Regions from separate parts of the Mus musculus genome. Here all the other regions are linked to region 1. The links are chromatin loops, found by intact Hi-C in ENCODE. Cell type or tissue: left cerebral cortex. All regions are shown on one strand.

Region 1 (4,000 bases):
AGGCTCTTAAGAGGAAAAAGTTCAAAAAATAAATTGTCTTGTAATGTAGCAAGGCTGTGTGGTGTGTTGTAATGAAGGGTTCTGGGGGTTCATTGTGGAGTGTGGGGTCCCATCTCCCTGCCATGCTCAGACACAGGTTGGGGATGTCTGTGAGAGCTCTGCACTGTTAGATGATAGCCACACACAGAATGACATTTAGGCAGTTGTCCATAAAACTGACAAGCTGTCATAGTGTGGGTAAGTACATTATATACGTTTTACAGTGAAGTCGCCTTCCCACACACTTATCAGATCACCTATCACACATGACAGAACAGGACTGAATCCTTACGTCCAGCCTGGCCCTTGTCACCTGCTATGGCTCTGAGGTGTGAGATCTTGTGCGAGGGTTGGTGGTGCTGAGTAGGAGTTGCGTTTTGGATGTGGTGAAGCCACTGTTGGAGCACAGAATGAATGGCTGTGGGCATCCTGCAGCTCAGAAAGTGCTGGTCAAGAACAACCCTGAAGGGAGATTGGGCTCAGCAGCTTGGCTTACAGGGGCTACATCTACCAACAGTACTCACCTTGTCACCTCTCCCTGTGATTCTTCTGGGACAGAGGCTGCATGACCCACGAGGGGCCTGGGCCTGACACACGCACCAGCTAGGCTACCATCCAGCCCCAGCTTCCTCCACGCCTGAATTAGCCACAGGGCTCTGCCGTACAATGGCTCTGTGTAGCCAACTGCAGCAAGAAGCAGGGTGGCCAAATCTGATACTGGGCATAGATTGAGCAATCTATGAGGAGGAACATGCCAAGGAAAAGTTTATAGAGCCTCCAGATACTGTCCTGTGTCGTCAGAAGGGGAACACAATCCAGCTAGAAGAGCCTATCACTCGAGTGCATCCGGTGTTGTCCTCTGGGAAAGAGTCAGTGTGGACTGTATGGCTCCAACAGGTTAACAGCACTGAAGGGATAGGACTTTAGTGGTTCATCTATCTAAAAGATGAGTCTTTGCTCCAGCTGTTCTCATACTTCAGAGTTGATTGAGGATGACTAAATCCTGAATCCTGTTCTTTCTGTCTCCACCGAGTGCTGGTACTAGAGGTGGGCATCACCATCCCCAACTCCAGCATGGTTTAGAGTAAGCTAAAGTAGGAGGGTCAGGAATTCAAGGTCAACCGTGGCTACATGAGACCCTGATTCAAAAGAAAGATATATAGGTACCAAGGAGACTGAACTGCACAGACAAGCTGTCTCTTACATACACTTAGCTCTTCAGAACTTCACCGCTTGCTTCTAATGCATCTGGAAGCCTGCAAGCCTTCTCTATACTTGGCTGCTGGGAGACTCCAAACCCAGTTCCCGCCACAGCACGGCCTCCCGGAAGAGGAGGTGCCTGTTCCGAAGCCTCCGGGGTGTGGCTGCTATCCAGGGAGGTTCCCTGTTCATCCACCCGTTTGTCCCCGCCTGGAGCTGCGGCACGTGTGCACAGGTCCCAGCTGGGTAGGTGGGAAGCAAAGGTTTCGATATCGTGTGAGGAGGCCGAAGTGGTACACGAACAGGAGCTCAGGGCGCCTACGACTCCCCAACCAGGGATTCCCGTCTTCTCCCCGTTACCCGCTTCACAACAGGGGGCGCCCTGACCACTGCGGCCCTGAGCTTACTGCTGCCCTAGGTTGGTAAGGGAGTCGGGCCTTGAAGGGTGTGCCAGGACCGCATTGGAACCACTTCCGTTTTGTCTGGCAAGAACCTGCAAATTCAGCTTTCAATTGTCAGGTAAACGGGGCCGTCATCACCACACCCTCCTTCCCCCAGCAGGGTCGGAGCTTCCACCATGGGCTGGGCAGGGGATGCGGGCTGTACGCCTCGTCCGCCTATACGGCCTCGGCCCGCGTCCGAGCGTCGCGTGATCATCGTGCTCTTCCTCGGCCTGCTACTCGACCTCCTGGCGTTCACGCTGTTGCTGCCTCTGCTGCCTGGGCTGCTGGAGAGACACGGCCGCGAACAAGTAAGCCCCTCCCCCAAGGCGGGAGCTCTCCCCATGCCTAGCCTATCACAGATTTATCCAGCTGGAGTTACTTTCCTCTTTACCCAGGACCCCCTCTATGGCTCCTGGCAGCGTGGGGTAGACTGGTTTGCTTCAGCCATCGGGATGCCAGCGGAAAAGAGGTACAACAGTGTCCTGTTCGGAGGTATGTCGCTGTGTGCCATGCTGGGGCCCACAACCTTTTTTTGGAGAGCTAGTTCTGCCTAGGCTCTTGGTCAATCATCCTCCCTGGGTTCCTGCCTCCTTTAACTGAAAGGTGTGGGTTGGTTTTGTTGTTGTTGTTGTTTGGGGGAGGGGGTTGTTTTGTTTTGTCTTTTTGTTTTTGGTTGGCTTTTTTTTTTAAACTGAGGCCACCCGAGCTTCAGTCGATGGCCTGTGAATATAGGGCTAAGTGTGGTCAACACTCTAGGACTGATCCTCTGTCTCTCAGGTCTCATCGGCTCGGCCTTCTCCCTCCTGCAGTTCTTCTCCGCACCACTCACAGGAGCTGCCTCTGATTACCTGGGGAGGCGCCCAGTGATGATGTTGTCCCTGGTAAGCCTCTGGAGCCAGCTGTCAACAGGCAGAGGGGAGAATGCAGCTGTGGGGCTCCCCTGCCAACAGTGGGCTCCCATCCCTTCTAGAGGGATCTTCTGGCCCCTGGTGTTACACCAAGCTAAATACACCTAAGGAAAGTACAGGGACACAAGTGGCCCGGGTCTGAGGGTTATATGCTTGCCTGCCTTGCTCTGGGTGCTTCCTGGCCTGAAGTGACCGATCCTGCCACTTGGCCTCCACCCATTGGCAGACAGGTTTGGCCATCTCCTATGCAGTGTGGGCTACCTCTCGGAGCTTTAAGGCCTTCTTGGCCTCCAGGGTGATCGGAGGCATCAGCAAGGGGAACGTTAACCTCTCCACAGCCATTGTCGCTGACCTGGGCTCACCTCCAACCCGCAGCCAAGGCATGGTGAGTGAACAGACCTAGGGAACGGGGATTGATGTCTGGGCTTCAGACTCCATGCCTAGCTCAGGTCTTTTCCCTAGGCAGTCATCGGGGTAGCCTTCTCCTTGGCCTTTACTCTGGGTCCCATGCTGGGAGCATTCCTGTCTGTGGAAATGGTGCCCTGGATCAGCCTACTTTTTGCCATCTCCGACATGTTGTTCATCTTCTGTTTCTTGCCAGAGACACTGCCCCAGGAAAAGCGGGTAGGCCCGGGTCCCCGGAGGGGTGAGGGCTCCTGAGGGTTGGAAGGGGTTTCCTTTCTTATCTGTACCATTGGCAGGGGAGACTGGCCTGCCCTCAAGCTGCTAACATCACAACACCTCTTGGGTTTCTGGGATCTGACAGGTCCTGGTCCCTAAGCTGCCAGGCTGTGTGCTCCCAGCCTCCTGGCCAGCCCTCGCTTTCTCCCACAGGCATCTTCTGTCACCCTGGGCTTCCACACTGCTGCCCACCTGCTCAGCCCCCTGGCCCTGCTTCGCTTTGCGGCTGTCACTCACAGTCAGGACCCGCCTGCTGAGCACAGTAAGGAGGCTTACCCCGGACTGAGCTCTCAGAGTCTTGACCAACCAGCATGAACAACGATCAACCTGTGGTCTGTGTTGACTTGCAGGACTCAGAAACTTACGCCGTTTGGGTCTTGTCTACTTCCTCTACCTCTTCCTGTTCTCAGGCCTGGAGTACACACTCAGCTTCCTGGCACATCAGCGCTTCCAGTTCAGCAGGTAGGTCTCCATATTAGTGGCTTCGAGGTTCTCAGACCCCAGGTCCAGGAAGCCTTTGTGGTACCCCTCCCAGCACTCTGGCTGGTGGCCTTGCCCATCCCCCAGGCAGTTGGTGGCCTAGGGGGCTGGGCGCTCACCCTCCACCTCCTAGCCTGCAGCAGGGCAAGATGTTTTTCTTCATCGGCCTCACCATGGCCACCATACAGGGCACCTACGCCCGGCGGATCAGCCCTGGCAAGGAAGCTGCAGCTGTGACGAGGGTAAGGG
Region 2 (4,000 bases), 280 kb after region 1:
ACCCTGGCTGCCCTAGAACTAGCTTTGTAGACCAGGCTGGCCTTGAACTCAGCAATTTGCCTGCCTCTGCCTCCCAAGTGCTGAGATTAAAGGTGTGCGCCACCATCACCCAGCAATACTGACAATCTTAACTTGTGTACTAATTTCAAAGACTGCAAGAGTTCCTCTAAACCCTTTGCTGTTTTCAGAGTGTCTCCATCTACACATGGTGGACCCCACTCATAAAGCATCCAGGGATTCCTCCCATATACCCTCCTAATCCTGACATCTTAGTTTTAGCTGCATGTTTCCCTAATCATAGCAAGACCTATGCAACCACTGTCATAGCACAAAAGTGCATTAACACAAGTCACACAGAAAAGCACAACTGTGTCAGCTTTTCTCTTTGGATGCTTCCACCTCAGGCTGTGTTGCCTTAGTTGCATATCTTGCTGCTCATAGCCAGGTTAATGTACTCACTCTTCCCCAACTTATCTTTGGTTCTGTTGTGTCCTTGTTTGGGTGCCAGTTGTGTTGTGTGACAAAACTTTTTTTCTGGGAGATGCAATATATATCTACTCCCCACAGATAGAGATCCCACAACAGACAAAACTATGAAGACCACCTAAGTCCAACCAAGCTGGGGAACCAACGAGTTTTATTGGGGTTACTTACAGGAATATGGGTGATGGATTACTTACAGGAGCAGATATGACTGAAAGAACTGCATCACCAAAGCCCACCCCACAAGTAGTATCTCAAAAACACTGGAAACCTGGAGCACACTACACAGACTACATGCACCTCAACTACAAAGTGAGTTCCAGGACAGCCAGAGCTACACAGAGAAACCCTGTCTCGAAAAACCAAAAAAAAAAAGATTGTCAGGATGCAGCAGCAGAGGTTGTCTGGCCTCTGTCGGCTAGAAATGCATCTGAGGCCAAGGCGGCATCCAGTCAGAACTTGTTTGTGTAAAGGAGCAGTTGTAATGAGAGATACAGCTAGCATCTTCTATGTTAGCCTCTGATCTGCCAAGTAAATTAGATAAGCAAGAGGATGAGAAGTAGTAAAAGCATTAAGAGCCTTCAACCTTTAGTCAAAATAAAAGAGAGAGAGAGAGAGAGAGAGAAAGAGAGAGAATCTCCAACCCACCGTACAGAAGGGGGCTGGTCTGGTACAAGGTGATCATGAACTGCTTAAATTAGAAAAGATTTTTAAACAATAAAAGAGCCTGTTGCCTCTTATAAGGCTGTAGGACATGGGAGCAGATGGGATCCATCTGATTGTAGTGGAGTCCAAAAGAACTAAGTAATGTAACTACATATCCTCCTTTAAGGCAAAGGCTACATTCATGACCTGAGAGAGCAGGCAGAAAGTCAGTCCCTAGCGGACTGGCTTATTAAAGTCATTAGAAACACTGGGTTGTTTCCACCTGAGGTCCCCACAAATAGCAGGGGCTAGAAACCACAGAGGAGAAACAGACACTAATGAAGGAACTAAAACTAAGAAAAGCTTTGTTTGAACCCCAGTTCATCGGGCCAGACAGAACTATGTTCACAGAGGAGCTAAAGAATAGGTTGATCCAATGGGGGCCTCAAGGCTGGTACGGGGCGTCAGTGGCTTTACTGAGTGAGCCCTTTGAGGGGACACGACTTTATAAAGGAGGAGGCACTGGCAGACTCAGTGACTTAGGCCAACATGTAAAATGTATCTGTAAAGTAAAAGAACCCAGAAAAGATTTTTTTAAAAAATGGCAAAGTAGAGGAAAAGGCTCAAATGTGGTGAATTTATGTAAAAAGCCATATTCTGTGCTAAGGACCTTCTGAAAGAAGCCCGAAACAGTTCACAAAATACATTAATGATGAAAACAGATAAAGAAGATCAAGCCTGTTTCAGGAATGGATACTTCTACCCCAAGTAGAAGAAGGGTACATTTTTCTCCCACAAGAGGTCATGCATGGGTAGAGATGGTTTGCCCAGTCAGAAACTGTAGAGAGACAATCTTTTCTGAGTGGAAGCATCGATTCTCAATAAAAACCTGATGGGCTATTAGCAAAAGGCAGGAAGAAAAGGTTGGGGATTCCAGTAGAGAGATTGGAACTCAGAGATAGTCAGAGGTGAGAGATTCACCCTGGACTCTGAGGAAGTCCGATTCATCAAACTTAGGAGACATAACTAGCCCGTGGCAGACACAGAATAGTTTAAGTTGCAAACTAGTTGGGGAATGAGTCAAAGCATATGGCCTAGGCATTTATTCATAAACCTATGAGTCATTTGGGATTTGGGATGCAGCTGGAAAAGTCAGCAGATACAAGAATCTCCCCCAACTGCCAGGCATGGTGGATGGAGGAACAACAGCTACAACTACATCCACAGTGTCAACCCTGGCCTATTCTGACCCAGGGAGCCATCGGCTGCAACAGTGGATGGCAGGGTCACACTCACCTCTGGCCCTGAGTAGAGCTGAGTAGATTTAAGTCAGGTCCACTAAGTTCATCAGAAGTAAGAATTTAAAAAATGTAGAGAGGATCTGTGAAAGAACTCCAGTATAGGGAAATGTAATGGCTCGGGGACATTTCTGAGAGCTGCAGGGTGTGATTTAAATTAGGACTGCCCATCCATGATTTGTACCCAAGAGTGATCCATAGAGAAAATAACTGATACAAATGGATGGAACCTTTCCATGTTCTATTAGACCTTAAGTATTATGTCCAACTTTAGTATCTTATGAGTTGTGGCTCATTGGGATCACATGACTCTGAGAACAGATTAAAAACAGGCATTCTGAGTACTTCACCAAGGTTATCTTTGTTTTGGCTGACGTTTGTTATGGGATGGTGGTTCAGCATACTGCGTTGTCCTGCCTCTCCTCTAATAAGCCCACCATTTATTATATAAACAACGTGATGCTAACCTGAGTGTTTTACAGATTTCAAAAGCCACTGGAGAGACAACCAGGTGCAATGATACTTCTGCTTACCCTACTGGGGCTAGTTAAAAAGAAAAAGATTTCAAATGGTGTGTGGGTTAAAAAGAACACTCCCAGAGGCCATAAGGTTCCTGACTGAAAACAACAGTGCCAGGGGTGGGCTTACCTCCTTGGGAGTTGTTAGCCAAGAAGGCCCTGAGGCCCCAGAATCAAAGGCTATTGCTACTGCAGTTGGTTCTATGGCAGAACTAGATAGTAACACCCTACGGCTAAAGATATCATACACTTTGATTGCAGGGCATGGAAAAACTAAGCTGGGACTAAACTAGAAATTGCCACCATATCAGCTGGGGCCACACAGGTTGCTAGTGGGAAACTGTCACCACTGTTTGCTCAGCTCTGGACCCTGAGTGCTAAAATACCAGCATGCCAGGCAGGACGTAGTTGGCTTGTACAATAATGACTCTGCTATCATGAGAAAGACCAATAGCCTTCTGACTGGATTTATGGCCTACTCCACAAGAGGGAACTGACAGCTACTACTGCAAACCAGGCCTAAATCCTGAGGTTGGAGAGACTGTAAGTCCCAACAGGCAAACAACTTCATTGTTTTACTAAATGGATGTGATGTGCCTGTCAAACTGCCTTCTAAACATGTGCTCCCATAGATCACTGGTTGTCACCTCAGCTCATAGCCACTGGTGATGCTCTGAAGAACAAGTGTGGCTACGAACAGTGGCTAACTCTAAGTCAGTGGTCCTCAACCTGTGGATGACAAACCTTTTAGGGGTCAAACAAGTCTTTTACAGAGGTCACCTAAGACTACAGGAAAACAGATATTTACATTATGACTCATAACAGTAGCAAAATTATTTATCAAGTAGCGAAAAAGAATTTTAGGGTTGGGGTCACAATGACATGAGGAACTGTATTAAAGAGTTATGGCATTAGGAAGGTTGAGAATCTTCCAGAGGTCCTGAGTTCAATTCCCAGCAACCACATGGTGGCTCACAGCCATCTGTAATGGACTCTGATGCCCTCTTCTGGTATGTCTGAAGACAGTGTACTCATATACATAAAATATATAAATCT
Region 3 (4,000 bases), 110 kb after region 1:
TGCAGGCCCCGCCTCCAATCTGGCCCCGCCTCCCAGGTTCTGATCCCCACCCTCGCACTGCCACTCCGCCCCACCCCTGGCCCGCCTTCTCCACCCGTTCCCTCTCCAGCTCTGGCAGCTTAACACACCTTTTCTTTTTCTTTTTTTCTTTTTCTTTTTCTCTTTCTTTTTCTTTTTCTTTTTTCTTTCTCTTTCTTTTTCTTTCTTTTTCTTTTTCTTTCTTTTTCTTCTTTTTCTTTTCTTTTCTCTTTTCTTTTCTCTTTTCTTCTCTTCTCTTCTTTTCTTTTCTTTTCTCCTTTTCTTTTTCTTTTTTTCTTTCTTTCTTTCTTTTTTTTTTGTTTTTTCGAGACAGGGTTTCTCTGTATAGCTCTGGCTATCCTGGAACTCACTTTGTAGACCAGGCTGGCCTCGAACTCTGAAATCTGCCTGCCTCTGCCTCCCAAGTGCTGGGATTAAAGGCGTGCACCACCATGCCCAGCCTTTTCTTTTCTTTTCTTTTCTTTTCTCTTCTCTTCTCTTCTCTTCTCTTCTCTTCTCTTCTCTTCTCTCTTCTCTTCTTCTTTTCTTTCCTTTCCTTTCCCTTTCTTTTCTTTTCTCTTTTCTCTTCTCTTCTCTACCCCTCCCCTTTCCCCCTCCCCCTCTCCCTCTCTTCCCCCTCCCCCACTTCCTTCCCCTCTCCCCCTCTCCCTCTCTTCCCCCTCCCTCCCTCCCCTCCCCTCTCCCCCACTCCCTCTCTCCCCCACTCCCTCTCTCCCCCACTCCCCTCTCTTCCCCATTCCCCTCTCTCCCCCCTCCCCTCTTCCCCCTCTCTCCCCCCTCCCCTCTTCCCCCTCTTCCCTCCCCTCTCTCCCCTCCCCCTCTCCTCCCCCTCCCTCCTCTCCCCCTCCCCCTCCGCAGGTGAAGGCAGTGAGGAGAGGAGCAGGGAGCCCAGAATCCTAGCCCTTCAGCCCTCAGGGTTGACACACTCATCATTCCTGTCTCTGCCCCCAGGGCAACACCACCTGTCCACAGTTTAGCTCTCATGGATCCCAGAGGCTGAGGAGACAGGTGCTGACTGGTGGAGATGCCATCCCTCTGGGGTACCCATCATGTTCCCACCTCTGGCTGCCCAGGTATCACCTCTGTGTACCTAAGTTGTCTATGATCCTCTGCCTGCCCAGGCTGCTCCATCTTCTCCTGTGGAGAGTGCCAGGTGCACAGCACTAGGCTGTTTGGCCCAGAATCCTATACTTTCAGCCCCTCCTCTGTCCACTGTTGATTGGCCCCATCAGCACCTCACACAGCTGCCTTACTCCTAGGACTTGGCTCAGGGGTGCAAAAGGCTAGACATCCCTTGCATCAAGTTCAGTTAATCAAATGCATGGCCTCATTGAGGGCCCTGGGGACCCTGATTCAAGGCAAATTCTGATCCTTATGGCTAATGGGAAATGGACACAGATGCTATCATGTCACTTTGCATCTCTTGTCCCCAAAGCTGAGGGGAGGGACAGAGACCAGGAGGGAAGTAGAGCAAAGCCAGACATTGGTGCCACCTGCAGGAACCTAACTGAAGGTATACGCAGGGTTGGCTTCCACATGTCACATTCAGAGAAGATGGAAGGGACTAGAGACTACCATCTCCTGAAATGTAGCTGTGGTGAGGCCGAGGACCTGGGCACCCAGAGCTCCCTCCCAACTGGAGCTGACAAGATGGAGAGGATGTGCAGGACAGAGCCCATGCTTCAGGCGAGCAGAAGGGATGCAAAGCCCCTAAGCAGGCACAAGGAGGGGAAAGCAGGTCTCTGCAAACACACGTGTAGTGAGCCAGTCCTCCTGTGCAAGCAAGGTTGCAGGCCATCTTCTTCCTGGCCACCTGAGGCCTCTTTAGCAGCTCTCCCTGTGTCCCCTTATCCCAGAACCTCTTCCTCCCTTTGCAAAGCTCAAGGGTCACTTTTGTTCCCTACTCTCTCATCCCACATCCTGTCTGTACTTCTGTCTGTCTGGAGGTCTTACCAGCTCATGACCATGACACTACCTTTGCCAGCCATTGTCCTGCTCCTTCCTCTGGCCTGCCCCTCACTAGGAAATCTGTTATGATCTCACCTCAGAATTTCTCATAGACTGTCTTCACCCCAGAGCAAAGACCTTATCCATAGGTGAGCCCAAGCTTGCCCAACCCCTCCTGGGACCTCTGTTCACTGCTCCCATTCTGAGTGGTCACACTGCCTGCTTGCTCTTCCCATGTTCCAGGCACACTTCCGTCTCAGAGCCTCCCGTCCCAGAGCCTCCCGTCCTGCGGTTCCCTCCCTGCTCTCCTCACCCCCCCCTGCCACCCCCAGATATCTTGACCTATCCCTTCACTTCTGTCTGTCTGTCCTCTGCCTCACCGTTTCTTTGTTAGAAGGCTCTTTCCTTGGACTACAGCAGTGGTTCTCAACCTTCCTAATGCTGAGACCCTTTAACACAGTTCCTCATGTTGTGGCGACCCCCAACCATCAAATTATTTTTCTTGCTACTTCATAACTGTAATCTTGCTACTGTCATGAATCATAATTTACAAGTGTGCTTTCCGTTGGCCTTAGGCTATCCCTATGAAAGGGTCATTTGACAACCCTAAGGTGTCTCAGTCCACAGGTTGAGAGATGTCCCGGTGGGTTAAGGTATTTACCATGAAAGCTTGACAACTTGAGTTTGATCTCTAGAACTCATGCAGAGGTGGAAGGAGAGAACCAACTCCACAAAGTTACCCTTTGACTTCTGACCTCTGTAAGCACACGGGACCATGTGCCCTTCCCACAACATGCACATAGTAATAAACATTTTTTTCATTGAAAAAAAAGAGAGTTCTTTACTTCTTTGTGTATGTGTGTTTGTATGTACGTGGACACACACATGCATGTAGAAGCCAGAGGTCAATGTCAAATGCTTTCCTTGGAAGTTTGCCATGTTTTATGAGACATGATCTCTCAGTGAATATAGAGCTCATCAACATAGCTTGTTAGCCAGCAAGTCGCAGGGTCCCTTGTTTCAGCCTGTCCCCCAAAGCTGGGGTCCACTTCATGGACTGGGCCATCTCCCTAGCCCTCCTCTTCTTTCTTTCTTTTTTTTTTTTAAGATTTATTTATTTATTATATGTGTGTACACTGTAGCTGTCTTCAGACACTCCAGAAGAGGGCATCAGATTTTTGTTATGGATGGTTGTGAGCCACCATGTGGTTGCTGGGATTTGAACTCAGGACCTTTGGAAGAGCAGTCAGTGCTCTTAACCACTGAGCCATCTCACCAGCCCCCCTCCTTTTCTTTTAAAGATTGTCCACTCTCCTTCTGTTCCTTCCTCTTCTACTGACCTTTGAACCCCAACATCTGACACATCCAAACTCCCTTTAGAACGCCATCTTACTAGAGCAAGACCTGGCTTACCTCAGGGCTCATCCACTTCCTGGAACAAAGTAGATGCTTAGTAAATGGCTGGTGAAGGAAAATAAAAAGCCAACAGGTAGAGTTCTCCGGGAAAGGGACTGCCTTCCCAATCAGGCTCCTCTGTCCGATGAAACATTGAACTGCCTTCCTTTTTCTCTTCCCAAGAATGGCCTCATGGTGAGGCTGCTTCCCCGTGGCAGGCCTGTTTCTGGGTAAGACCAAAGCTGAAGGCTACTGACCACTCCTATGGGGGACAGCAGGAAAATCCATAGACCAAAGCATTGAGGGTGGGTAGGGAAGGGATGGGTAAGGCCTGGAAACCTTGTGGATGATTTAGCTCACCACAAAGAGATGTGGATGGGTGGGGGGCAGGTGGGAGAAAAGTTGGCCTCAAACATCTGGCAGGCTGTGAGAACAAGGCTGGGTCCTCTGCTGGGAGAACGGCCTAACGTCTTGCCTTCTTGGGTTCTAGGTCTTCCTCTATCCAGGGACAGGTTCTGTGGCTCCCTCACACTGGACTTGTTCAAGGGGAGACAGAAATTTTTCTCCTTTGCTGGTGTGAGTCAGAATCAAGGCAGAGGGAGAAGCAGAGGGTAGGGAG
Region 4 (4,000 bases), 120 kb after region 1:
TAGTAAGTACCCAGGTGAGAGGCAGGCAGCATGGCGTCCCTCTTCCAGCTTGCATAGGCTGAGAATAGATTTTCCTTATTTACCATCTTAAGAAATGGTGCTGTAACTCCGGGACCCCCTCTGCAGACCCACACAGATGATTGAGCCTAAGGCACAGGTTCAGACCAAGCTCCATCATTTCAGCCAAGCCTGACCGTGAATGCCTGTAATCACCATACTTGGGATGCTGGGGCAGGAGGATTGCTGGTCTGGGCTACACAGTGACTTTTAGAACGGCCTGAGCCACAGTTTGAGAAATCCCATAGCTGGCAAGGCTCACAGAACATAGGAGTTGCCCTCCTTCGCCTTCTCCAGGGGCCGCAGTTCAACTCTGCCCATTTTTTTCTGTTTGTTTCACTTCCCTAACCCTAAAGGACACTCTTATTGCTACTTCCTAGCCCATAGCATCAGCACTCGCCTTAGATAGCTATGCTTGAAGCTCCAGATGCAGAGCCTTCACGTACAGCCTCCCGGCAGCTAGCTAGCTTCCTCTCCTCGGCTTGGTTGTCCTGGAACTACTGAATGCTTTCATTTTTTATTTGTTTACCTTTATTAAATAAATAATTTAAATCCCACCTAATGCCCAGATCTCCGAGATAGCCTTCCACTACACCAGACACACCATCAGACTACAACAGACTTCTAAGTGTGGCCCTGCAGCCCCCTTCACCAGTGTCTTACCACTGTCTTTGCGTCCCTGGAATCCCTTACAGTGAGATTCCCAAACTTCCTTTCTCGGTTTCCCCTTCTTTTTGGAGAAGCACACCCTCAAGTGGCTCCTGAGAAGGGAACATGTTTCCTGAGGACTCCCCCTGCTCTTTTTTTTTTTTTTTTTTTTTTTTTTTTTTTTTGAGACAGGGTTTCTCTGTGTAGCCCTGGCTGTCCTGGAACTCACTCTGTAGACCAGGCTGGCCTTGAACTCAGAAATCTGCCTGCCTCTGCCTCCCAAGTGCATGAGCCACCACTGCCCAGCTGATTTCCTCAATCTTATCTTCCAGTTCTTCTATTGAGTTTCTATACTCATGTACATGTATACATATGTATTTTTCTAGGATCATGTATATATACATTTCAAGATATATGTATATACATATACATATTGAACTTCTATGATCATGTGTGTATGCTTGCTCTATGTGTGTGTATTATATATATATATATATATATATATATATATATATATATATATAATCAGACAGACAGAGATGAGACGGAGCGGGGGGATCTCATGTAACCCAGTATATTCAGTATTGAGGACTGAATCTAGACCTCCATAGGTAACCATTCTGCCAGCTGAGCTATATCTGAAACTTCCACAATCATATTTTTAATTTTTTAATTTTCTTTATTTCTTTCTTTCTTTCTTTTCTTTTTTTTGGTTTTCGAGATAGGGGTTCTCTGTGTAGCCCCCGCTGTCCTGGAACTCACTTTTTAGACCAATCTGGCCTCGAACTCAGAAATCCGCCTGCCTCTGCCTCCCAAGTGCTGGGATTAAAGGTGTGCGCCACTACTGCCTGGCTCATATTTTTAATTTTCTAGAGTTCTTTATATTTTCTAAATATTCTATCTTCTCAGCACCCAGTTCTATTTTTTTTTCATGAATATATACACATTTTTCTCTTTGCTTCTTGAGGGTACTGGTCACATGTTCTAAGCCAGCTGTAGTGGCACACACTTGGAGTCCTAGCTAATCGGAAGGCCAAGGTAAAAGGGCTGCTCATCTATGTGTCCAAGGTCTAGGGAAGAGACACCCCTAGCCAGCCACCCAGGCTCAATCAGATGTTGTGCAAGCCTACTAGAGTAGGTGGGGTTGGTGCCTGAAGTTCTAGTCCCCAAGCCTTTGTGGCCACACTGCCCCCTTGTGGACACTTCCATGGCAGGACCCTCGTACCTGTGAAGGCCTCATGTGTCTGGGAATGTTACAGCAGTGTGCGTGGGTGACAACCTCACTGGCCACAGACTCACATATGAGCCTTTCCCCTTCAGAGGGAGGCCTCTGCTTTCTTACACAGCTTCCTTTTGGGCTCAACTGGCCCTTGAGGTCACAGGGCAGGGCTGAAGACCCAGCATTCAAAATAAAGCAGGAAAGAACTAGGAAAAGTTGCAGATTCCAAAGGGACCTGTGTGAGAGTCAGAGGAAGAGGCCTTTGAGGAATCAGTCTGACAAATTAAGCCAGAGTTAGGTCAGCGGCCTGTCCACTTGCTCCACAGGATCACTGGAAACTCGCGGCCCATCGAAACTCAGAATGAGAGTCCGAGACTCTGGGATCTCCAGTCTTCTCCATCCAACTCTTGGGTATCCCTGGGGACCCTCCCTTGCTCATTGTATCCCTTTCTTGGGAACCCAAGTACCGAGCTCCTCTTCATTCTTTACATTGCAATAGATAGCGCCCCCTCCCCCCAAACACACTTGCTACTTAGCACAGGCTGGTCTCAAACGATCCTCCTGCCTCAGCATCTTAGAATTTTGGGATCATAAGTCTGTGCAGTGACTCATCTAATCACCCTTTAAGTTGGGATACTCCACTCCCTTTCCTGGCCCCCACATATTTCCCCCCATCTTTTCCTTATTATATGTTATTTTTCTTGTTGTTGATGCAAAATGCCTAAAATAAATAAATAACCAACTTAAGGGAGGAAGGGTTTGTTTAGGCTCCTGGTTTGAGGGGACACAGTCACTCAGAAGGAGAAAGTATGGCAGCTGGAGCAGGAGTCAAGGGAAGTGAACAGTGGTACTCAGTTCACTTTCTCCTTCTTGTTCAGCCTGGAGCTCAGCACATGCAAAGTGCTGCCTCCACTTAGGATGGGTCTTTCCTCAATTAATCCTCCCTGGAAACCTCATGGCCATGCCCCCAGGTGTGTTCCAATTAATGACAATTATTAACTAATGTGCTTAAATAAAGTTTCCCTACCTCTTGGACTGGGCATCTGCCTCCACTGTTAGAATATTCATCTATGACTCTCTAGGACCCAGGCCCTGTATTCAGCTGAAGGCACATGTATGCCAGGAACTTCCTGTGTTAACTTGCAGAATCTTAACCATGTCATAGATGGTCAGTGTCCTTAGAGGTCTGGAATCTCTCATCTACAATTCTAAAGTCCCCAAAAAGCTCAGAAACCCAAAGTGTTTTTCTTAGAGCTGGTACAATGGCTGACTTGAATCTTGTCTTACTTAATTTGACTGGCATTCCCTCTGTATTTCCAGAAACTGACTTGTTTTGTGGGGCTTAGAGATGCCCCAGTGGGAGTGCTACACTCTATGTCAATTGTTCTGATACGATAAGAGAAAGGATTTCAAGTGTAGCTGGGGATGGTAGCTCTAACTATAATCCCAGAACTTAGAAGCCTGAGGCAGAAGAACTACTCTGAGTTTAAGGCTAGCCTGGTTTACAAAATGAGTTCCAGTTTGGTCTACAGAGTGATACCCAGCATCAAAAAGTAAAGAACAAGATCCAAGCATGGTAGCATACACTGTTAATCCTAGCACTTGGGAGACAGAGACAGGCAGATCTCCATAAGTTCCAGACCAGCCTGATCTACATAGAGAATTCCAGGCTAGCCAGGGTTACAAAGTGAAGAGACTGAAAAATAAAGAACAAACCAAAAAGATCTTCAAGGGGGCTGCAGAGATAGCCCAGTGGTGTACAAGCAGATAGCCTGAGGACTGGGAGATAGCCCAGTGACATTCGAGCAGATAGCCTGAGAATCTGATTTTGGACTCATAGCACCCATGTGAAACTAAGCATGACTACACACATCTATGACCCTAGCACGGGTCCTGGGGTTGGGGATGGAGACAGGTGGATCCCTGGAACTTGCTAGCCAACCAGTATAGCCAATCCATGAGCTCTGGGTTTAGTGAGAGACCCTGTCTCAAAAAAAAATAAGGCTAAGAGAAACAGTGGAAGACACTCGACATTAACTTTTGATCTCTACACACATACACCCACACGTGCATGCT
Region 5 (4,000 bases), 300 kb after region 1:
CTACTAAGGCCTAGAGATCTGGTCTCAAAGAAGTCAAATAATGATGAGGCAACACTGGTTTCTAGAAGCATATATAACCCACACCTACAGAGAGAATGAGGCTAACTCACTTGCCCAGAACTCATTCCACAGCCCCAGTTACTTATGATCCTCTTGCCCCAATCTCTTGAATACACAGGATTACAAGCATGATCCACCAGTTTGGCTATACTTTATTTCTTGAGGGACATGGAAGAGTTTCAGATCTAGAGGGGAAATGGATCCTTTCAATACATGTGAAATTATATTCTCTATCAGGAAAAAAAAAAAAGACTTGGTAGTAGGATTCTTACAGGCCCATGATCTCAGTTGAGTCAGGAGGACTGCCACATTCAAGGCCTGCCAGGACTATCAAGGAAGTTCAAGGGTAGCCTAGGCAACTTAGGAAGACCCTCTCTCAAACTAAAAAGTAAAATGAGGAGTTTGTTTACCATAGCAGGTAATGCATTAGCTTTATAGAGATCCAATAAATTAATTGAAACCGAAGTAATCTCATAAAAAACAGGAAGAGTTGACTTCACAAAGTTGTCTTCTCACCACCAAATATACATCATGGCACCCGGGTGCCCACATCATACAACACATCAGTATTGGTAATAATAAAAAGAGGACCAGAGATGTAACTCAGTAGTAAAGGAGCTGCCTAACATTTGTGAGGCTCTGAGTCCAATTTCCAGTCCCAACAAAACAATAAATACCCTTTGTTCAGAAATGAAATAAATATTACAGTCACCAAGAAACCAACTTTCCTGGGGGGGGGGGGGCGGAACAACCAAATAAGCTAGGAAACAAAACCAAAACTGTTATTGAAATGGAGTCTCAAGTAGCCCAGGCTAGCCTCGATTCCACCTAGGACCGAACATATCCTCAGATTCCTGATTCTTCTGCCTCTACCTCTGAAAGGCTGGAATCACAAGCACTCTTCAAAGTACTTAGTAAGCAAGACAACTTTCCACTCATTTCACATCGAACTCACAGGCAAACCGGGACGCAAGTGTTTTCTCCAACCATTAAAAAGAAAAAGCACCAGGTGTGTGTGGGGTCTGGGCTGGAGAGAGGTTCCCTCTCACCATTGTCAGGAACAAGAGTCAATCTGCAGGCTGAAAGACCTCAGACTACCTCAGCCTTTGTGAACCTCGGGCTCCCCCAATTACTTGGGCAACCTAAACTAAACGGCAGACCGAAAAACTGAAGCTTAAAACGCCCAGGGGTAAAGTTTAAAAAAACAAAAAGCAGGAACGCCCATATCTGGACTCCTCCCCCGCCCTAATCAAAATGTGGACAATGGCGTCCACTGCGAACAATGTTAAAGGTTAAGTTTCCTATCCCTGTGTACAGATGTGGCCCTGAGGGAAGGGCCCGAGCAGGCACCGGGCTAAGGATGGAGGTCGCAATCGCCCGCTTGACTAACCATAGATAGAACCAAAAGTGGCTCCTGGAAGCCCAAACCCCATTCAGCTCCAAAGCCCGCAAGCGTCCTCGGCACTCTCGCAACTTAGATACGGCCCGCCACGCGGCCCGGGTGCCCCAGCAAACTCGCAGGCCTCCGGAAGGCGGGGCGGCGACGCGACCACACAAAGGCTGCGTCATCAGCAAGGAACAAAAACCTCGCTCAGGTTCTCTGCAATCCGCCCGCCCGGCCCCGAGAGTGACCTTGGGCGACCCCCAACCCTCGCCGAGCCTCAGTTTCCCTTCCTACTTGGCGAAAGAGGTTCTCCGGCCAGGCCGCGGGTTGGCGAGCGGATACCCCCACACAAGACATTTCCCTACTTCCGACGACGGCGCCGCTCCATGTTCCGACAACCGCGTGCTCTCCGGGAAAGAGGCGGCAGAGGGCCCAAGCCGGAGAAGCGCGGTTCTGCGAGAGGCGGGCGGCCACCAACCCCAGTGCGGGCCGAGAGGCCGCCCGCGCTCCACGCCCGCACCGCCCTGCCCCGCCGCTTCCATGCTGCGGAGCCCAGCCTTACTTGGAGCTGGGGTTTGCTGCCAGACGCCTCGGCTGATGAGCTCGGGCAAGGACGTACCGACTCCAGCCGCCGCTGAGGAGACCCGTTCAAGCAAGCCTCCACCGCCTCACGAAGACCCACTTCCGCTCGTCCGGCACCGGCCCGCCCTTCTCAGCCCTTATTGGCCTCTCCCGCCTTTTCTCCCGTGCTCTACCGGTTTAGGAGGATAAATTGCAATTTTATTGGGTGAGAAAACCATCTATTACCACTTTGAAATACACCTTCTTCCGGTCACGCCCCCCGCCTGCTTGCGGGAGCTTCCACTTCCCGCGAGAGTGCCGCCAGTCGCGCTCCTCCCACGAGAACTTGGCGGTGTCGTTGCTGAGGCGCGTCGCGAGCTTGCCCGCTGGGTGTTTGACTTTTCGTTTGGCTTCTGACCTGGTATACGGTGGCCCTTACGGCTGCATCTAGCCCTAAACCATAATCCGTACCCTTCTCCGTCTCCTCGGTCGTTAATGAGGCGTACCAGAGACTCGCCCAAGGCCCCAATTTTCTGCTGATCCACAGGCAACCAGGCCGGGATTCGCACCATAAGTGCCAGGCTCTTAGGCATGTCGGTCCCCGGACTCTCCCTCGCAGGAATCCCATCATCTGGACAGGGGGCTCACCTATACGTTTGGGAGGCCTACCTGGAGGAAGCTTGAGGACTAGACGAAAGAGAACGTCCAGTTAGACATTGTGTGTGCTAAAGGCGGGGGAAGGTAGAGCTGGGCATGCCCAGGAGTCTGCGGGTTAGCTGCCCAAGTGTGTCGGGGCAGAGGCGAGAAAGGCAGGACTCAGAACACAAGTCCCATGGAATGCAAAGAACGGCCTCGGGCAAGACCAGGGCCTGGAATTGGGTCTTAGGACATCTCATGTTACAGAATCTCTCTTACCTGAATCTGAAAACCAGTATAATAACTTTAGGCAAGTCTCAGTCCATTCACACCTATTACAGGTTATCCATTTTACCTACTTCTGCCGGTTAATAAGAATGTGAGTGCTAACAGGTAATACAAGTCCTGCTGCTCCTGGGCTAGGTGGAGGGATGGGTTTAGCAACTGGAAAATGATCTATCCATAGATAAATAGCAACTAGAAAGAAATAGATGAGGACCCTCAGACTACTTGAGCAGATGATTTGAAGGTTATCCTAAATGTGGTTGAATTGCTTCTGTGGGGATATAGATCCTGGAAGATTGATTAACATGGCGAAGCAGATCAAAACCCGACCGTTAATATTTTCCATATTACAATCTCTGACGTTTTATGGAATTATAAGAGAACTTAGGATAAAGTGTGTATGATAAATACATACCTGACTCCAGTGTAAAATGTGTTTTGATGTTTTGGGCATGCTTTCCAAATGTTATAAATAGGAATAAAGAGAACTTACATTTGTAAGAAAAATGTAGGTATTTCTTATAATTTTTTGAATACTTAAATCAGGTGAGACCAAAACAGGAATATATACCCTTATAGGTTAAAGGTTCTGTTTGCAGTTAAACAGTTAAATATTTCTTGCCAGGAAGTAGTGGCCCACACCTTTAATCCCAGCAGAGATTAAACTCAGGAGGCAGAGGCAGGCAGATCTCTAAGTCTGAGGCTAGCCTGATAGGCTAGTTCCAGGACAGTCAAGGCTATACAGAAACACTGACTCAAAAAACACCAAAAAAAGCGAGCAGTGGTGGCGCCTTTAATCCCAGCACTCAGGAGGCAGAGGCAGACAGATTTCTGAGTTCCAGGCCAGCCTGGTCTACAAAGTGAGTTCCAGGACAGCCAGGGCTATAACAGAGAAACCCTGTCTCAAAAAACAAACAAACCACCAAAAAAGTTTATTTGTCCTAAGTTAAGTCCTTGCAAGTTAAAGTTTCTATTTGTAATTAGTAAGTTTCTGTTTGTCCTATGCAAGTTAAGGTTTCTGTTTGTATTTAATAAGTTCCTGTTTGTTCTGTGTTACATCCTTGCAAATTAAGG
Region 6 (4,000 bases), 62 kb after region 1:
AATATGCATATGCAGGACAAACTTAATTCCTTTTTGGGAATTTTTTTTTTTTTTTTTGGTTTTGGTTTTTCTAGACAGGGTTTCTCTGTATAGCCCTGGCTGTCCTGGAACTCACTTTGTAGACCAGGCTGGCCTCGAACTCAGAAATCCGCCTGCCTCTGCCTCCCAAGTGCTGGGACTAAAGGCATGCGCCACCACACCCGGCTTTAAATTTTTTTTTCTTTTTTGGAATTTCTAATCTTTCTAGATGTCTAGAAGTACATAATGTATATTAAAAGTAGAATTAACACACTTTATAGAAATCCAGCTAGCAATTGTTGAAACTGAATGCATAAATAATGACTTGTTTAATGCTTATCTCTCAAACGTGAATGTGTGTATATGGAAGAGTTTATTCAACACGGGAGAGAGGAAGGAAAAAAGAGAAATCAATACAAACAGCCTCATGCAGTAAAAATACCTGGGCACTTGTCTTAGTTAGGGTTTTTAGTGCTGTAATAAAACACAAACTCAACCTGGGGAGGAAAGGGTTTGCTTCACCTTACAGCTTCTAGTCCATCATCCAGAGGAAGTTAGGGCAGGAACTCTGCAGGAAAAGAGCTGACTGCTGCAGAGGCCATGGAGGAGGGCTGCTTACTGGCCTGCTCTAATGGCTTGCTCAGCCTGCTCTCCTGTAGCACCCAGACCACCTGCCCAGCAAGGGCACCACCTACACATTGAGCTCCCACGTCAATCATCTATCAAAAACCGTGCACAACAGACTTGCCCCCTAGCCAATCTGGTAGGGACATTTTCTCAGGTGAGGTTCCTTCTCAAATTACTCTCGCCTGTGTCAAGTTAACTTTAAACCCTAGCCAGCACAGTATTGTCTGAAGCATTTCAGTATTTAATGTCCTGACTCAACATGATTACATGAAATGAATGGTGTGTGTGTGTGTGTGTAGCAAAGCAACAAAAACAATAGTATCAGATAATACCAAGAGTTAAGTGAAAACCTGAATGGTTTATGTAAAACAGATCTTAGAAAGGACACTATCCCAGTTTGCAGAATGATTAGAATTCCTAGTCGCTTCATTTGCTGACTCTCACTAACCTACACACACATGAGTAAACTAACCACACCGACCTGCACCTCTGCGAAACCACATCTAAACCCTGAAAAGCTGTTCTGAAGGTCAACACCATTCATACTTCCTCAAAAAACAACTTTACTATCAGGGTGTGGTGTCAACCTCAAGGTAATCCTAGAACTAGGGGCAGAGGCAGAAATTTTCAGTTCCAGACCATTCTGGGCTGCGAATTGACGAAGCATAGCAAAGTTTTAGAATTAAAATGTGATCCCTACGTCACTGGCTTTAATTAAAGACTGCGATTTTTAGAATCCCACCCGCATAAAACTCACCTCCGACCTGCAACCTCCTTCCTCTCTGGAGCCTGTTGAGTCCACCCACGACTCCCAGCTTGCTTGCAAAGGAGACATAGCGGATCCCTTAGCAATCTAGTTCCTATCCCGACTGAGATTTCAACCCACTTTTGACAAACACACAATCTCTCTGAAATTCTTGAGCAGTTATGCATAGACAGATTTTAGCTTTGTTCTTGGTCTTTGGGAGTTTAACAACGTTAGGCCTAAAATCATGGTCAAAACAACAGCAGTTTCAGGTGAACCAAAATATTTATTTTTAAGATGGGTGTGCATAAAACAAACACAACTCATCTACCAAATACCTTGAACCAGGAACTGAATTATAAAAACGAAGTGTTTTTAGGAAGAGGTCTGAACGATAAAACAGAGAGGAAAGGCAAGCCCCATCTCCAGGAAGTTCCACGACCACCTCATTACTACCATCCGTGGACAGAGCTGGCTTTTTTCTCTTGGGGCAGAAGGTGTCAGTTTTTAAAAGAGCCGACAAGCGGAACCCAGATGCACCTTTCCACAATCTCTGCAGTGACCAGCATTTGGAGCCACCATTAGCACAATGCTGACCCGGGAGGACCCCGAGGCCCACCAGGAAGCTCAGAGCCGAGCAAGCCGCTTCCACAGAGAACCCCGCGTCCGTCCGGGCCATCCTGGGAAGCGACGATGCAGTGTCCTCGCCCCCGCACTCGGAGGCAAGCACCTAGACCCCGGGCACCCCGCGCCGCAGCGACCTAGCCGCGCCCTCCTCAGCGCACCAGAGGCGCCCCAGAGGCCCCGGGCCCTGCCCAGCCCTGCCCTGCCCGCCCAGCACCGCCGCCCCTGCCCTACGCCCGCTGGGGGCCCCGGAGACCTCGCCGCGCTCCCGGGCCTCACCTCCGCGGAGAATCGGGGAGAGAGCACGGCTTCCCGGGTCCGAGTGCGGCCGCCGCCTCGCCTGCGGCTCGCGCTGGGCTCCGCCCCCTGGCTGCCGCGCACCCCCCGCCGCCTGCAGCAGCCCTCGTCCTCTCCCGCCCTCAACCCTCACCCCTCTACTCGCCCCCGCCGCCAAGCTGGGTGCGGCCTGCGGCGCTGCGGCCCAACAATGCACAGCCCCATTGGTCTGAACGCCCTACCGCCGTCCAGCACTACTCTCTGTTATTGGTCAATCTTAAGCAAGGGGCAGGCCCGGAGAAGGGCGGGGCCCTGGGAGGCGGAGAGAAGGGTAGACTCCGGCCTCCGGCTGAAGGCGGTGTCACAGTGGGATTAGGGGTCGCTTTGGCTGCGTCCGGGACGGCGGGCTGGTGCACCTGCTCACAGGAACGCTAGTTCTCCCACTGAGACGGTCAGACCCACAAACTGACTGCGAACGGACACGGTCTAGGTGCGCTTCAGGCGAGAAGATCAGTAGGCAGTTTGGGAGACTGGGCTGTCAATCAGGGTGGAGTCAGGACTGAGATGTCTGTGTGTGCTCTGATAAAGCTCCACAGACAGGAAGGGCCCGCCGGATGACAGTGGATTAACAAACACCGAGGCCTCTTCAGAGGCAGGGAATGAGGCTAGGTGAGGCCTTGGCAGAACCAGTCCACCTGGCAGCGACCTGGTAAACTAACCTAAGGATCAAGTCCCTACTGTCTCTCCTGTCAACTGAATCCTAAAAGACCCAAAGGAAACAAAGGGGTCCCGCTCCTGGTTCCCTTCAAACCATTAAAGGTTGAAGCCTCGAGCCTGGCTCAAGTGACAGAAGTGTGTATCCAAGCCTCTCCTCAGCCAGGCGTGGTGGCGCACGCCTTTAATCCCAGCACTTGGGAGGCAGAGGCAGGTGGATTCTGAGTTCGAGGCCAGCCTGGTCTACAAAGTGAGTTCCAGGACAGTCAGGGCTACATACACGGAGAAACCCTGTCTCAAAAAACAAAAACAAACCGATCCTCACAGCAAGAGCTCTGAGTTTGACCCCATAAGGGTCAGAGAGGTTGTGGATTCCAGTCAGTACCCTCTGTCCTAGGAACATTTGCCCTACATGTTGACTGTTCTCAGATGACTTTTCTGACATCCTCCAGCACCCAGCAACAAGTCTAATGCCAGTGAAAGTTTGCTGAAGAGAGAGAGTTTTCGATAATCAACTGTCATTCTCCATGATCCATCTGTTTTCTGCACTGGCCAGATAGGAGAGTTAAACGGAGATGTGGTGGGAACCACCACCCCTGCATCTTTCAAGTCCTTGATAGTGGCAGTAATTTCTGCAATTCCTCCAGGAATACGATACTGTTTTTGATTCACTATTTTCTTTGGCAGAGGCAACTCTAAAGGCTTCCATTTGGCCTTTCCAACCATAATAGCCCTCACTCTACAGTTCAGGGAACCAATATGAGAATTCTGCCAATTTCTGAGTATATCTATCCCAATTATACATTCTGGAACTGGGGAAATCACCACAGGATGTGTCCGGGGACCTATTGGACCTACTGTGAGTCGGACATCAGTCAAAACTCCATTAATCACCTGCCCTCCATAAGCCCCTACTTTAACTGGAGAGAGGGTTGAGTGATTAAAAATGAAATATATAGAGATATAAAAGTTTAGAAATGTTGCCTATAAGTCCAG
Region 7 (4,000 bases), 260 kb after region 1:
TACACACATCTGAAACAACATAAGCTATATGGTCTCTATGTTACATGCAGAAAACAAGACAGCCAATTAAGAGAAAAAAATGCGGAGAGATGGCTCAGTGGTTAAGAGCACAGACTGTGCTTCTGAAGGTCCCGAGTTCAAATCCCAGCAACCACATGGTGGCTCACAACCATCCATAATGAGGTCTGACGCCCTCTTCTGGTGTATCTGAAGACAGCTATAGTGTACTTAGATATAATAAATAAATAAATAAATAAATAAATAAATAAATCTTTTTAAAAAAGAGAGAAAAAAATGCTACCATTTCACCTTTTGGAAGATTCAAAATATTAACTGTCAATTTTCTACCAAACTGATCTATGTTGAGATTTAAGGTGTTTCTATTCAGTCCCATAAAAACTACTTCTAGGTATCAGCACGCTGATTCTGAAATGTATGGAAACAACAACAAAAAACAAACAAACAAAAAAAACAGAATAAAACAAAAATGATTCTCAGAAAAAAGAAAATTATTAATTTTTTTTTTCATCTCTACAACAGTTAAAGCTCTAAGGGCTGGAGACATGGCTCAGTGGTTAAAAACAGTTGCAGCTCTTCCATGGAATCCAGGTTCTGACCTTTGTGGACACCAAGCACACATGAGGGGCACATATTACATAAGAAAATACTCACACACATATAAATTTAAAATAAATCTTTGAAATAGATTTTTTTTTTAAAGTGGTAATAACTGCTGACAAATAAAAGACAAGATTGGAAGAAAATGTCTACAAATCACATGTAAAATCTTGTACACAGCCGGGCGTGGTGGCGCACGCCTTTAATCCCAGCACTCAGGAGGCAGAGGCAGAGGCAGGTGCATTTCTGAGTTCGAGGCCAGCCTGGTCTACAGAGTGAGTTCCAGGACAGCCAGGGCTATACAGAGAAAGCCTGTTTCTGTTTCGAAAAGCAAAACAAACAAACAAACACAAAATTATAAAGAACTTTCTAAACTGGAAAAATAGCAATCCAACCAGAAATGAGCAGTTCTGAGCTGGACAGTGGTGGTGCACCCCCTTAAGCCCAACACTCTGACGGCACAGGCAGGCAGATCTTTAAGCTCAAGGCTAACCTGGACTACAAAGCAAATTCCAGGACAGCCAGGACTACATAATGAGACTTTGTTCTTTCTTAAGTAACAGTGAGTGTCAAGAATAAAGAGTGGGGGAGAGTACAATTGTACAGGGATAACAGGAGTATGTTTCTGATTAATGAAACTGTCCTGTACCTTGACTGACACAGTAACCTCAAGAGACTCACATGCGTTAAAATCAGAGTAATGAGGTTGGAGGCAGAACTGAGCAATAGGTAGTAAGCATGCACAAGGCCCCAAGGTCAATCCTTAGGATCACAAAGCTGGGCACAGTGGTATACTATTACAGTTCTAAGTTCTCAGAGAGGCTAAAGTGAATGATCACTTGAATTCAGGAGTTTGAGACCAACCCAAGCAACAACACAACATCTGTTTCCCAAGACAAAACATAATTTTGCTATACATTAACTTTTTAAAAAATATTTATTTATTTATTACATGTAAGTACACAGTAGCTATCTTCAGACCCTCCAGAAGAGGGCTCCAGATCTCGTTATGGATGGTTGTGAGCCATCATGTGGTTGCTGGGATTTGAACTCAGGACCTTCGGAAGAGCAGTCAATGCTCTTAACTGCTGAGCCATTTCTCCAGCCCCCTATACATTAACTTTTAATAAGCCTACAGCAGCATCACTTAGAAAAACTGATCAGTTGAACCTCAAGTCACATATCTACATACTCAGCAATTCTATTCCCAGAAACATGCCCAATTCAAACAGTGCCCATGCACATCAAAAGGCACAAGCAGAAATGTAAGCTCATTCACATCAGCCTTAAAGCATCTCAATGTCCATCCACATTACATCAGACAGACTGAGGAATTTTCACAGTGTAAAGTGTACATCCTATATAGAACAACAGCAAAAAGCAATCTTACCCTGGAGTCATCACAAATGAAAAGCTGAGCCAAAGCACTGAGGCACAAAACAACCCTTTTTGTATAAAACTCACAAACAAGTGGAAGATATAGCCAAGACAGGTATCACACCTTGAAGTGAATGATGAAGGAGCACAGGGCACTGGAACACTCATGTCATGAAGCACTCTAAAAACCTGCCACAACAGGGCTCTCTGTGATGGCACTTTTTCTAAAGCCTGGATTGTAGTTAATGTAAGCTAAGTTAAACTAGTAATCCTTTAAAGCACCTCAAGTTCTAGATTTTTTTTCAAGCTACTTCCTCAGATCACAAAGCAATGTGAACTACAAGTGTGCCTTCACCTACTACAAAGACCCAAATGAACACCAGACCCTGAATACCCTCTAAGATCAAGAGGCACTTGCATGATGGCCTTAGCCCATTGTTATCTACACTCCTAGTATCAGGATAAAAGGGGATTCATTATTACAAATGCCTATAGTCAGTGACAGGGTTTTTTGGGGGCTTTTTTGTTTTGTTTTGTTTTTTTCCGAGACAGAGTTTCTCTGTGTAGCCCTGGCTGTCCTGGAACTCACTTTGTAGACCAGGCTGGCCTCGAACTCAGAAATCCGCCTGCCTCTGCCTCCTGAGTGCTGGGATTAAAGGCGTGTGCCACCACGCCCAGCTCCAGTGACAGGTTTCTGACTTTAACTTTCAGTTTGAAAACTCCTTTTGACCCCTACCTTAAATGGCATCCTTTTATAAATCTCACACATCATTACAAAAATAACCTTAAATCCCCATTCCAGCCCTGTGTGAATATGTCACATGTAATCTGATATTCCAACAACTAATAACACAGGTCGATTTCCATAATAGAAGGAACCTGGGTTTTGTAAGTATATATGACTAAATGTTAGATAATTATTTTGAAAATACAATTCTCATTATGTAGATAATGTTTGTTTCTGTACCTAATATCAAAATATGTAAGTGCCAAAGGGTGGTAGAAAAACCCTTCACTAGTTTATTTACAAAACAGAAAAACGCTGTTAGTTGTCTCAGGCTTTAATGCCATTCACTTTCTTGGTCCATGAATAACGCTCACTGCAGATTTCAAATTTTGAAAGCTTGAAGCATGTGGGAAAAGGAAAGAATAAGCTTCAGAATGCCCACCATAGTCTTTGTGGACAAGACTTTCCTATGTAAATCCATATGCACACAATATTTTACAAAAACAGCTCTGTGCTATAAACACCTATAATCCTTTCCACTTTAATGTATCATGAACATTATGAAAATCATCTTAAAATAGAAATGCAAAATAATTAGATTTACTCTTGATATGCTTCACCTAACTGTTCACTGAGTGAGTAGTCTAACCATTGCACAAGCTCAAGTCCAAGACCTGAGTCCAAATTTCCCCATTTCACAATTAGAATAAAAAACAAAACAACAACAAAAACATTAGCCCTATTATCTAGAAGCAGAACCCCTAAAAAGACCAGCTCAGCATCCTGAAACACAATGGCCACAATCATACATCACTTACAGACTGCCACTAAACACTGCTTGCAATCTTCCCTACATTTATTTGTTTAATCTTAAGCCTAGGATCTGAGTGCCCAACAAGGAGTACAGGTCTGACACCAAGCACAAAGGAACCTCAGAAACTTAAATCTGTGCAACCTGCACCCTGAGCCTTGGACACCAGAGTTTACTTCTGGACCAACAATTTCACAAGAAGTTACCCATACCCACATTTCCACTAACTAGCTCAGGAGCCACCTCAAATAAGATAGTATAACCTACAGTTCTGTGCCCAGCACTAAGAGCAATGTGGGACTCCCTACTAAGGATAAGGACAGTCCTTCCTGTCCTTTCTTAGTCACCTTCTGGTTTGGTGACCTAGAGAGAGTAGAGGAAGCTCAAGACTTCTCTCTGGGAAGTACAGGTCCAACAGTTACCTGACATTGTTATGCATACCTGTGCTGTGCCATATAAGGCACCCA

Evidence for each region. Peaks named below come from ENCODE experiments on the same cell type or tissue, not always from the same donor. Only the 100,000 strongest peaks of a DNase experiment are listed, where the experiment ranks them.
Region 2: it touches region 1 in a loop (2.2-fold over the local background); 7 of 42 quality-filtered maps call a loop at or near these places.
Region 3: it touches region 1 in a loop (4-fold over the local background); 26 of 42 quality-filtered maps call a loop at or near these places.
Region 4: a loop joins it to region 1, with 3 times the contacts of the local background. A loop is called at or near these places in 25 of 42 quality-filtered maps.
Region 5: it touches region 1 in a loop (2.7-fold over the local background); 3 of 42 quality-filtered maps call a loop at or near these places.
Region 6: it touches region 1 in a loop (7-fold over the local background); 4 of 42 quality-filtered maps call a loop at or near these places.
Region 7: it touches region 1 in a loop (3-fold over the local background); 4 of 42 quality-filtered maps call a loop at or near these places.

Annotation. Positions count from the first base shown.
Region 1 is chr5:34,634,584-34,638,583 of GRCm38, reverse strand. Mfsd10 (major facilitator superfamily domain containing 10) reads left to right here and starts at 1,372. Exons shown (of 13, transcript NM_026660.3): 1 at 1,372-1,657; 2 at 1,801-1,990; 3 at 2,078-2,174; 4 at 2,460-2,563; 5 at 2,817-2,975; 6 at 3,053-3,214; 7 at 3,425-3,533; 8 at 3,622-3,733; 9 at 3,885-3,993. The coding sequence starts at 1,817. Nop14 (NOP14 nucleolar protein) reads left to right here. Exons shown (of 18, transcript NM_029278.2): 18 at 1-48. The coding sequence ends at 32. In left cerebral cortex, a CTCF peak has its summit at 1,617 (motif pointing right); DNase peaks (open chromatin) are centred at 2,011, 2,525, 2,862, 3,483 and 1 more place; H3K4me3 peaks cover 1,808 bases; H3K27ac peaks cover 1,581 bases.
Region 2 is chr5:34,358,710-34,362,709 of GRCm38, reverse strand. No RefSeq gene overlaps it. Among named protein-coding and RNA genes, the nearest start is that of Fam193a, 9.2 kb to the left of the region's middle. In left cerebral cortex, a CTCF peak has its summit at 3,904 (motif pointing left); a DNase peak (open chromatin) is centred at 2,267.
Region 3 is chr5:34,521,804-34,525,803 of GRCm38, reverse strand. It overlaps a transcript of Sh3bp2 not described here. Among named protein-coding and RNA genes, the nearest start is that of Tnip2, 9.8 kb to the right of the region's middle. In left cerebral cortex, a CTCF peak has its summit at 1,527 (motif pointing left); a DNase peak (open chromatin) is centred at 1,422; H3K4me3 peaks cover 256 bases.
Region 4 is chr5:34,516,005-34,520,004 of GRCm38, reverse strand. No RefSeq gene overlaps it. Among named protein-coding and RNA genes, the nearest start is that of Tnip2, 4.0 kb to the right of the region's middle. In left cerebral cortex, a CTCF peak has its summit at 1,903 (motif pointing left); DNase peaks (open chromatin) are centred at 445 and 1,897.
Region 5 is chr5:34,334,548-34,338,547 of GRCm38, reverse strand. Rnf4 (ring finger protein 4) reads right to left here and starts at 2,298. Exons shown (of 8, transcript NM_011278.5): 1 at 2,007-2,298. It also overlaps A830049F12Rik. In left cerebral cortex, no CTCF peak of the experiment used is centred here; DNase peaks (open chromatin) are centred at 1,651 and 2,258; H3K4me3 peaks cover 2,385 bases; H3K27ac peaks cover 1,681 bases.
Region 6 is chr5:34,572,207-34,576,206 of GRCm38, reverse strand. It overlaps Add1 (adducin 1 (alpha)), which reads right to left and starts at 2,543. Exons shown (of 16, transcript NM_001331082.1): 1 at 2,294-2,543. It overlaps Mir7036b (microRNA 7036b), which reads right to left and starts at 2,056; the gene lies at 1,994-2,056. In left cerebral cortex, a CTCF peak has its summit at 2,373; DNase peaks (open chromatin) are centred at 1,453, 2,075 and 2,537; H3K4me3 peaks cover 2,836 bases; H3K27ac peaks cover 2,393 bases.
Region 7 is chr5:34,372,143-34,376,142 of GRCm38, reverse strand. All of the region lies in intron 1 of Fam193a (family with sequence homology 193, member A), which reads right to left. Among named protein-coding and RNA genes, the nearest start is that of Fam193a, 4.2 kb to the right of the region's middle. In left cerebral cortex, CTCF peaks have their summits at 205 (motif pointing left) and 1,590 (motif pointing right); no DNase peak of the experiment used is centred here.